Linked DNA regions of Homo sapiens: region 2 is linked to region 1. Evidence: read pairs that join two places in POLR2A ChIA-PET (ENCODE). Cell type or tissue: MCF 10A. All regions are shown on one strand. Links, peaks and the distances in the headings refer to the core of each region. The heading gives the core; the rest is flanking DNA. Region 1 overlaps FAM13B (family with sequence similarity 13 member B). Region 2 overlaps FAM13B (family with sequence similarity 13 member B).

Evidence for each region. ChIA-PET counts read pairs that join two places held together with the same protein. Peaks named below come from ENCODE experiments on the same cell type or tissue, not always from the same donor. Only the 100,000 strongest peaks of a DNase experiment are listed, where the experiment ranks them.
Region 2: POLR2A ChIA-PET joins it to region 1 with 5 read pairs; 6 of 35 experiments call an interaction of 5 or more read pairs at or near these places.

What each region holds. Positions count from the first base shown.
Region 1 is chr5:137,951,223-137,956,603 of GRCh38, forward strand. It overlaps FAM13B (family with sequence similarity 13 member B), which reads right to left. Exons shown (of 24, transcript NM_001385994.1): 14 at 5,255-5,320; 15 at 2,944-3,154; 16 at 2,114-2,243; 17 at 1,406-1,487. Among named protein-coding and RNA genes, the nearest start is that of PKD2L2, 64 kb to the left of the region's middle. RefSeq lists a silencer at 2,985-3,185. In MCF 10A, for the core only: no CTCF peak of the experiment used is centred there; a DNase peak (open chromatin) is centred at 3,089.
Region 2 is chr5:138,009,127-138,014,507 of GRCh38, forward strand. It overlaps FAM13B (family with sequence similarity 13 member B), which reads right to left. Exons shown (of 24, transcript NM_001385994.1): 5 at 2,642-2,819; 6 at 1,882-2,023. Among named protein-coding and RNA genes, the nearest start is that of FAM13B-AS1, 21 kb to the right of the region's middle. In MCF 10A, for the core only: no CTCF peak of the experiment used is centred there; a DNase peak (open chromatin) is centred at 3,025.

The sequences.
Region 1 (5,381 bases), core at 231-5,230:
AAAAAAAAAAAGGAGAGAGAGAGAGGCAAACATTATCTTAACCACAAGAATATAAACTCCATGACAGCAGGGACTCTGTCTGTCTTGTTCACTGCTATATCCCTAGTTGTCTACAAAGTATTTAGTACCTCAGAAATACTTAACACTTTACTGGGCTGGGCACGGTGGCTCATACTTGTAATCCCCACACTTTGCAAGACCGAGGTGGGAGAACTGCTGAAGGCCAGAAGTTTGAGACCAATCCAGGCACAAAGCAAGACCCCAACTCTATACAAAATTTTAAAAAATTACCTGGGTGTGGCAGTGCATGTCTGTAGTCCTAGCTACTCTTGAGGCTGAGGTGGAAGGATCACTTGAGCTCACCAGTTCAAGGCTGCAGTGAGCCATGACCATGCTACCACACTTCAACCTCGATGACAGAGCAAGATTCTGTCTCAAAAAAATAAAAAATATATATTTTTTTATTTTTATAGGCCAGGTGCAGTGGCTCACACCTATAATCCCAGCACTTTGGGAGGCTGAGGCAGGGGGATCGCTTGAGCCCAAGAGTTCGAGACCAGCCTGGGCAACATGGCAAAACCCCATCCCTACTAAAATTACAAAAATTAGCTGGGCTTGGTGGCGTGCACCTGTAATCCCAGCTACTCGGGAGGCTAAGGCACAAGAATCACTTGAACCCAGGAGGCAGAGGTTGCAGTGAGCTGAGATGGCGTCACTGAATTCCAGCCTGGACAACAGAGTGAGACTCTGTCTCGAAAAAATTAGAAATAAAAATAAAAATAAAAACTTTATTGAGTAAATTTAAACCAAAGTGATGCTCCAGATAATAAACCCCTATTTTGCATAATTTTTAAAGTAATAATTATTAAAACACATACTCACTAAACATCCACAAACTAAATATACTTCAACAATTACTATACTGGTTTGACACCCAGAAATGCAATGCCTAGTTTATCATTCAAGAGTTACAATTTAGTCTTTGTGGTATAAACGAGTCACTGTGATTAGACATTCTTAGTCTTAGATGAAAATACCTACCAAAAAATCTTAATGAAATATCCAACAAAACTCAAAGCTGCTTAATATCTGAAATATATTTTAGATAAACTTTATAACATCAGTTCACTTATTAATATACAATCTCAGGTATCTTTCAAAAAGATATTACTAATAAAAACACAAAAAAGACATTTAAAATATAATACAGAACTACAGTACTGTACTATAACACAGTACTACAGTATGCAATTTTGACCCTAATAAAACAAAAAAAGGTAACTTTTATTTTTGTCAAACAGTGCCCAAGATTTAAAATTATCAAAAGTTGTATTTGTGATTCTCAGACATTAATATAAAAAAATTTTTAAAATGCAAATATATTACAAAATGGCACATAATATACCTTTAATTTGCTTCCGCAGTTTTGTAAGCTCTGTCATCCATTTTAATACCTTTGGATTGGCAGCAATATCACTGTAGGAGGGCTGAAAAATTATGGAGCAGAATCACTGACACTTGTGATAAGCAATAGTTACATTAATTTATGTCCAAATAGTATTTTACAATTCCCACAGCAAAGACTGCTCAATTCTCATTTCATCTTATTTTAATTAGATAGGGCAGGATATTAAGTCAAGTTCTCCCAAGGTAAGGTCTCGTAACTGGCAGAAGCCAGATTTGAATATGGGTCTTCTGACTCCAAGTACAGGACTCTTTCCACTTCATATGTTCTAACTATTAAAATTCTCTTTCCCCTCCTCCACTCCATCCCTCACAAACTCCCTCTCCTCCCCACTTGGTACTTGTAGTTTTTGATAGAGCAGAAATAGCAGTAACATGATTTGTCAATGTAAAGTATTTGCTTTAAAAATTCTAAAAGCTGCTTTGCCAGTGGAAATATAAAGATGCCACGGTGCAAATGGCAAGAATACTGGCCTGGAAGTCAGGAGACCAAGGAGTTATATAATCTCAGATCTACATGATCACTGTTCCTCCGGGTATCTCAGATTTGTTACCTTTCTCACACAGATCTAAACTAATGCTTTTGAAAAACTATCCTCTCAGTTCTAATATTAGATTAAGCTCACTCTGGGGAATGCTACAAACCTACCTTGCTATTTCTTTCCCTTTCAAACTGTTCCTCAAATTGTCTGATTTTCTTCTGAAGTTTCTTGACCAGCTGATAAGGTGTTCTGTCCTCTCTCTTTTCATCTTTTGAACTAAAGGATGATCTTCGAATTCTGAATTAAAACAAAAGGCCAACACTGTTAAATTTTCAAGTACCAACACTGTATCTCTTATTGCCCTGACATGGCACTATTAGCAATAAGTAAATCTTAAAGGTAAAAATAAGTCCCTAACACTAAAGGACAGGTAGTATAAAGAAACACTGTAATGTTACAGACCACAAATTTAGCTAATACAAGTGGTGATGAAAACAGTTTGGAATCATTTAAAACTGGTTTGGACAAAGGCAGCAAAGAAACAAAGATACCTAGCAGCTCAGAGCTCTTGTAACTGTTCAAACTGCATAACAAAGTTTTTGACATTCAGATCCATTTAAAGCTTTGATAAAAAAAGATTAGGAACTGCTCAGCACCATTTGCTGCTTCCTTTACAGAGCTCTGTATTTCAGCGATGAATACATAAATAAATGAATAATACACCACGAGAAAATGTCTATTTGAGAGCAAACTTCAAACGCTACACCTCACTGAACTCAGCAGGGTCAAAAAAAACCAAAACTTACAAAAATGTGCTCTATAAAATCAGTGAGAAAGCTCTGAATTCTATGTCTAGAAGACTCAATCTCTCTCTTTTTTTTTTTTTTTTTTTGAGATGGAGTTTCACTATTGAAGCCCAGGCTGGAAGACTAAATCTCTCAAAAGACTTGGGTACATAATAGGAATTGCCTCTTGTAAGTACATAAAAATCATATACCTAGTAAAAGACAGTGCTTTAGATGAGGAATCCAACTTTTCTGGATCATGTAGGAAACGCTGGCTTTGACCAAAATCTAAACTGCGGTGTGATAATACTGGAGGACAGTCCTCTTCCAAGGGGTGATGATTCATTCTTCCAGCTTGTGGAGACAGCTGAGCTTCTCCAGACTCAGAGTCCTCCTGCCAAGACTTAAAAGCAGGAAATGGCTCTATAAAACAAACACAAAGAATAGTACCATGGGTCTCTTGATTCCACGTGGGAAAAAAGTCACAAAATATCAGCTATGTGTTCCTTAAATCATATCATTATGTAGTGGTTCATATATACATACACACATACACACACACACACACACATACATGTGTGTGTGTATATATATATATATATAATCTTCATAAAGCCTACTATAGTTTAAAATTATTCAAGCTTCACTTTTTAGTCCAGAGTTCAATTTTTTTTTTTTGAGATAAGGTCTCGCTCTGCTGCCCAGGCTCTGGAATTCAGTGTCATGATGGTGGCTCACTGCAGCCTCGACCTTCTAGGCTCAAGCAATCCTCCCACCTTAGCCTCCCGAGTAGCTGGGACTACAGGCGCTTGCCACTACGCCTGACTAATTTTCTTTTTTTTGTTGTTGGTAGAGACGAGGTCTCACTATGTTGGCCAGGCTGGTCTTGAACTGCTAGGCTCAAGTGATCCTCCCATCTCAGCCTCTCAGTGTGCAGGGATTACAGGCATGAGCCACTGTGCCCAGCCCAGAGTTCTATTTCCATATAAATTTAAATTTCTGAACCCAGTGGCAAAGCAAGAAAGGACATTGTCAAGCTCTTTAAAACTCAATTTAATTCTAAAGATGTTATTTAATATAATTCTGAACTTTTCAAAAGATGTTTTATTTACAAATGTTAGTTTTCAAGTAGGGGAAAACCAGAAACAGCAAGAACTGAACAGTTCTTTCTTAGAAATTTAATTTAAAAGCCAAATGATGTCAGGTGTATGACCTGTCCCTCACTGTCAAATAGCTATATTAAGAAAAAGTGGGAGCTGTTCCCCATGTTACATGGAACACTCACCAAATGGAGTTCTCTGACTTTAGAAGAATTCTAATATTCCCAAAGGAGGAGCTAATTCACCTGACAGCACCTGGCCTCTAACATTAAACTGTGATGGTTATCTTCTGCTACAGGATTCCTATGTATAATATATATTTTAATAATACCCAACAGTGTTACTAAGACAAAACTTAATAGCACTAGGCCTTCTTAAGCACATTTACTTTACTGCAGTTATCCTGTATGCCCTCAAATGAAAGCTATGTTAATACATTTGATGTCTTTGCAAATATAATGTTTGATTACATATAGAACACATACAGATCATACACACAATCCACAAATATACCCCAAATACAACATTAAGCACAGGAGGGAAAGAAAAAATTCCCATCTACACATTAGCTTTTTATTTATTTATTTATTTTTTTAGAGATGGAGTCTTGCTCTGTCACCCAGGCTGGAGTGCAGTGGCACGATCTTGACTCACTGCAACCTCTGCCTCCTGGGTTCAAGCGATTCTCCTGCCTCAGCCTCCCAAGGAGCTGGTGTTACAGGCGCCTGCTACCATGTTTGGCTAATATTTGTATTTTTAGTTGAGATGGGGTTTCACCATGTTGGCCAGGCTGGTTACGAACTCCTGACCTCAAGTGATCCGCCTGCCTCGGCCTCCCAAAGTGCTAGGATTACAAGCGTGAGCCACCACGCCCGGCAGCTTTTTTTTAAGTAACTACACTTAAAAATTTTGATGCTATTGGCTATTAGCAATAGCGAAAATGAATGCAAAGAGGGCTTGACAGTGTCAAAATTCAAGAGTGATGTTTTCTTTTTCCTCACACAATAGCTAAGATCGCTGCTTTAGTAATTTAGTTTAACTTTATGCATTAGCAATTTAAAGCATTACCTTTCCTTTCAAAATAATAAGAACATAATTTAGTTTGTTTTTGAAGCCCAGATCAATCTGAGAATTAAAAATTGGGTACAAAGCGTGCAATCCCACAATAAACCCAACAATAAAGTGATTTTCAAAGCAACCCTTGTACCTGTGCCCCAGCAAATAAGTAACTGGTAGTAAACATTTTATGAGAAATATCCTATTTTAAGAAAAGACAAAAGTAATAGCAATTTTTTCTGGGTTCACTTTGAACCCAGAACAGTTTTCCTAAGATATGGGGACAGCAGGAGAAGGGCTTAATAAAAAGACAAACAAAGTGAACCATAAAAGGCAAAAAAACTAAACTATGGTGAACCATACTTACCCTCCCCATCTCTCTGCAGATGCATTGTTTTGAAATCAATGAGGGGAAAAGTGATAGGGCATGACGCTAATAAAATGGAAAAAATGGCAAAAAATACTAAAGTGAACACACAGCACAGTCAGAACAA
Region 2 (5,381 bases), core at 212-5,211, 58 kb after region 1:
AAGACTTTGTCTCAAAAACAAAAACAAAAATAAAAACAAAACAGTTAGTGAACCATTAAGTTCACATGTAAAGTACATGCAGCAGATTCTGTATAATTCGTTGTGTTTATAAATGTCTTTCCTAGTCTATCCCACATCATGTATAATGCTAATGAAAAGGACTGAAAAATCACTGGCCTAAGTGATTAACTGAGAGGTAAGATTTCAACACAAAGGTGAAAATCTCAAATGATAGATCAGGTTTTAAAGTAGATCTAATGGGAAATTATCCTCTTTCCCCATCTACGTATTTTATTAACTAGTGAAAGTTGAGAGGATGTACTTAATATCCATCTGGTAATCTAAGCAAGGAAACACTGGCCAAAAAAAAAAAAAGTTTTCAGAAGTATAAAAGGGGACCAGGTGCAGTGGCTCATGCTTGTAACCCCAGCACTTTGGGAGGTAGAGGTGGGTGGATCACCCGAGGCCTGGAGTTCGAGACGAGTCTGGCCAACATGGCGAAAGCCTGTCTCTACTAAAAATACAAAAATTAGCCAGGCATGGTGGCGAGCGCCTGTCATCCCAGCTACTCGAGAGGCTGGGGCAGGAGAATTGCTTGAACCTGGGAGACAGGGGTTGCAGTGAGCCAAGATCACACCATTGCACTCCAGCTTGGGCGACAGAGCGAGACTGTCTCAAAAAAAAAAAAAAAAAAAGGGTTGGGGCAGGGGTGGGAATTATTGTGGTTGATTAATAAAAGCCTGGGCACAACAGCAAAATATCAAAAAAAATTTTTAAAGAAGGCTTTTAAAACTGAGAATAAAAACTTATTCAGTTCACACCTTTTTGGTACAGAGATACTATTATTTCAACATTTTTGTTTGTTTGTTTTTAAGATGGAGTCTTGCTCTGTCGGTCAGGCTGAAGTGCAGTGCTACGATCTTGGCTCACTGCAACCTCCGCCTCCCAGGTTCAAGCAATTCTCCTGCCTCAGCCTCTCCAGTAGCTGGGATTACAGGCACATGCCCCTATGCCTGGCTAATTTTTATATTTTTAGTACAGACAGTGTTTCACCATGTTGGCCGGGCTGGTCTCAAACCCCTGACCTCAGCTGATCCACCCACCTCAGCCTCCCACAGTGCTGGGATTACAGGCATGAGCCACCACGCCTGGCCTATTTTAACATGTTATATCACACTTTTTAAAATCATTTTGTGGGGCCAGGTGTGGTGGCTAACACCTGTAATACCAACACTTTGGAAGGCCAAGGCAGGAGGACTGCTTGAGGCCAAGAGTTCAAGACCAACCTGGGCGACATAAGAAGACCCTGTCTCTATAAATAATAAAACAATTTTTTAAAAGATTATAATGTAACCTCAGAAAGAGATTTTAATATTCTAGAGTCACCAGAATTTAAAAATTACCTGCCACTTAAACTATTAATATCCAGATGCTTCCCATTAGTGACAATTATACTATTGTGTTGATTTGCTCTATTATTGAAGAAAAACTTCAAATTTTTAAAAATGTGTACCGAATCTTTCCCTCTACTTTAAATTTCTCACCCCTTGCCTATATTCCTCTATGCTAGCAGTTTCTCTGCAAAAAACCAAAACACTGCATTATCCTTACAAAATAAACAATAGGAAAAGAAACAAAAAATCTCTACCATATACTCTAATTTTAATGCCTTTTCCTTATTAATCAAATTATGGAGGACAGGATGTTGTTCAGGAAAAAAATCATGAATGTGCCACCTACTGATTACATATAATAACCAAGATAATTACTTCCAGGTCAGATTTAAATTCCACTTATGTCTGTGGCAAGTCTTTAAGAGCATATTATTCTTAAAAAAAAAAAAAAAAAAAAAAATTATCCCTCCAAATAGAATATTCTCACCTGTTCAGTAATTGAACTCAAATCATTAGATGAAAAATCTTCCTCTTCATTCTCAAAAAACTCATAGTAGTTTTCCAGAAGTCCAGCCATTATCCTGCTCACTATTTCTTGCTCTTTCATGTCTTCCACATCTGTGTAAATGCTAAGAATAGAAGTCCAAATTGAATTGAGAGTTCTTAAATCAATCACAGGTAAAGGTAGAAGACAACCAATGAGATACTTTATGAACATGGGCAATTTATGTTACCATTCTGTGCTTCCATTCTCCCATCTGTAAAACCTACCTAATTTGTACCCTGTTCACAAAAATGCTGTAAGAATTAATCATATCTACTATAAAAAATAATTGTTCATCAAGCAACCTGCGATCCTTGGGAGACAATATAATGATTCCATTTCACATATCTAATTTTTCTTTTTTTTTTTTATGAGATGGAGTCTCGCTCTGTCACCCAGGCTGGAGTGCATTGGCGCGATCTCGGCTCACTGCAAGCTCCGCCTCCCCGGGTTCACGCCATTCTCCTGTCTCAGCCTCCCGAGCAGCTGGGACTACAGGCACCCGCCACCATGCCCAGCTAGTTTTTTTATTTTTAGTAGAGACGGGGTTTCACCGTGTTAGCCAGGATGGTCTCAATCTCCTGACCTTGTGATCCGCCCGCATCAGCCTCCCAAAGTGCTGGGATTACAGGCATGAGCCACCGTGCCCGGCCTCACATATCTAATTTTTAAAAATTAAACAAAAATTTTTTAAACAACTTACTGGAAGACATCTGGACCAAAGACAGCAGCCAAAGAATTTGCGGACCAAATTTCTTCATGATGTGATGCTACATTGGCTAAAAATCTACACAGAAACTTTAACAAACTATAATTAACAGGTGGAAGCTGTTGCAAGAGGAACCTCAACTTTCTTCCAAATTCATCTTCATTATTATAATCTATAAAACAATAATAACAGGTTTTTTTCAATAAAGGAAAAAGCAAAGCTCTGATATTTTGCCAGGTTCACATTACTCCACCCACATCACCTTTTTAATACAACAATTCAAAACCTCTTCACTTCCTCTACTGGGGCCAAATGCCTTAGGGCTTTGTATTTCACTTATGAAATGGAGAAGAGGTGGAGAAGAGGAGCTGGAAAAAAGGAACTCAATCCCTTAATTGCTGGAGGATGTTTTCCTCATCTATTACTCATTGGCCCCAATTCTCTTTTTTTTTTTTTTTTTTTTTTAATTCTCATCCTACTGTCTCCAGCATGACTGTACCTGTGTTTCCACACTAGTGCCAACTATAAGAAGTCAAAATGCACTGGCCATGCCAGACAATACAAACCACTAGTGAGCAAAGCAGAGATGCAATTTGAGGGGCTAATAGTATCAGTGATACCTTTCAGCTTAGATGAAAGTAAAAAGAAGGAAAGAAAAAGGTAACAGTGTGATTTTCTTCTCCTGGCGTCCTAAAATAAACAATTAACTTCAGCAATATCAGTATAACTAAATTAAAAGGTCTTTCATTTCTCGTCTGTTTTTCTCCTCTAAATTCATGTTGGTTTCTGCTTATCAAGTAAACTTTATCACACAAGTTAGGCCTTGTATTTATCGTGTCAATGAGTTTTCATTAACAGAAACTAGACCCGTATTCATTCCACTAATTGGTGAGGATCCCATTTGGGAGAAATAAGTGCTCAGAGGTCCTCTCGAAATGAAGTGATTTATTGTGCTACATGAGTAAAAATCAATTAAATTATGTTTCATTTTGTATTTTTCCGCAGGTTCTTAAAATTATTTTACTGAAAAACTCCTGGTAAAAGGTTACGGTCATGATATTAACTATCTCTGCAAAATAACACTAGTCTAAAAAGTTTATCAGGAAATAGGACTCCAGTACTATGTTGATTCAAAAAAAAAAAAATTTGGCCTTGTATGGTGGCTCATGCCTGTAATCCCAGCACTTTGAGAGGCTGAGACAGGCGCATCACCTGAGCTCAGGAGTTCGAGTCCAGCCTGGGCAACATCACGAAACCCCGTTCTACCAAAAATACAAAAATTAGCTGAGTGTACTGGCACACACATGTGCTCCCAGCTACTCAGGAGGCTGAGGTGAGAGGATGGCTTGAGCCTGGGAGGCAGTGGTTGCAGTAAGCCGAGATCGTGCCACTGCACTTCAGCCTGGGTGACAGAGTGAGACCCTGTCTCAAAAAGAAAAAAAAAAAGGCTGGGCGCGGTGGCTCACGCCTGTAATCCCAGCACTTTGGGAGGCCGAGACAGGTGGATCATAAGGTCAGGAGATCGAGACCATCCTGGCTAACACAGTGAAATCCCATCTCTACTAAAAATACAAAAAATTAGCTGGGTGTGTTGGCGGGTGCCTGTAGTCCCAGCTACTCAGGAGACTGAGGCAGGAGAATGGCGTGAACCCAGGAGGCAGAGCTTGCAGTGAGCCGAGATTGCACCACTGCACTCCAGCCTGGGGGACAGAGCAAGACTCCATCTCCAAAAAAAAAAAAAAAATTTTAAGTTTATCAGGAAAGGCTACAGTCACATGAGTTTTACTTAAAATTTAAAATGCAACCAATAACAACTCTTCTATACTTTGTAATATTACCAGCTGTCCATTCAAATGTACCAGTACTTCAATTTTAAAATCAGACAGAATAGTCCCTGGATTAATGTTTAAATCACTGGACCTATAACTGATGAGAAATTTTAACAACCTAAGCATTCAGCAGAAAATTATTATAGAAATCACATATCAAAAATGCAAGCACTTAATATTATCAATATAATGAAGATACCAACACTTGACAAATTCTACCTAACATTCTCTCCAGCTCTGTGGCACTTAATGTCTAGCATACCTATCCATATGTTTATTTTTATCATCTACTTTACCATCTTCCCTTATCCCCTATAGCATTTTAGTTCTGTGAGCGCAGAGATATTTTTTTCTTTGAGACAGGCTGTCGCTCCAGGCTGGAGTGCAGTGGCATGATCACTGAGGCCCACCACAGCCTCAACCTCCCAGGCCCAAGCGATCCTCCCACGTCAACTTCCTAGGTAACTAGAACCACAAGCAAATGCCACCACAGCTGGCTATTTTTTGAAGTTTCTGTAACAACAGGGTCTCCCTATGTTGCCCAGACTGGTCTAGAACTCCTAGGCTCAAGTGATCCTCCCGCCTCAGCCTCCCAAAGTGCTGGGATTACAGGCGTGAGTCCCCACGCCCAGCCATGAGGGCAGAGATTTTCATCTAGTTTTTTTCAGTGCTGAGTTCTCAGTATCTGGAGCAAGGGTCCCCAGCCGGGGCTGCAGACCAGTCTGTGGCCTGTTAGGAACTGGGCCATACAGCAGGAGGTGAGCAGCAAGTCAGATCAGTGGCGGCATTAGATTCTCATAGGAGCAAGAATGCTACTGTGAACTATGCATGCAAGGGATCTAGATGTACATTCTTTATGAGAATCTGATGCCTAATGATCTGAGTTGGAACAGTTTCATCCCAAA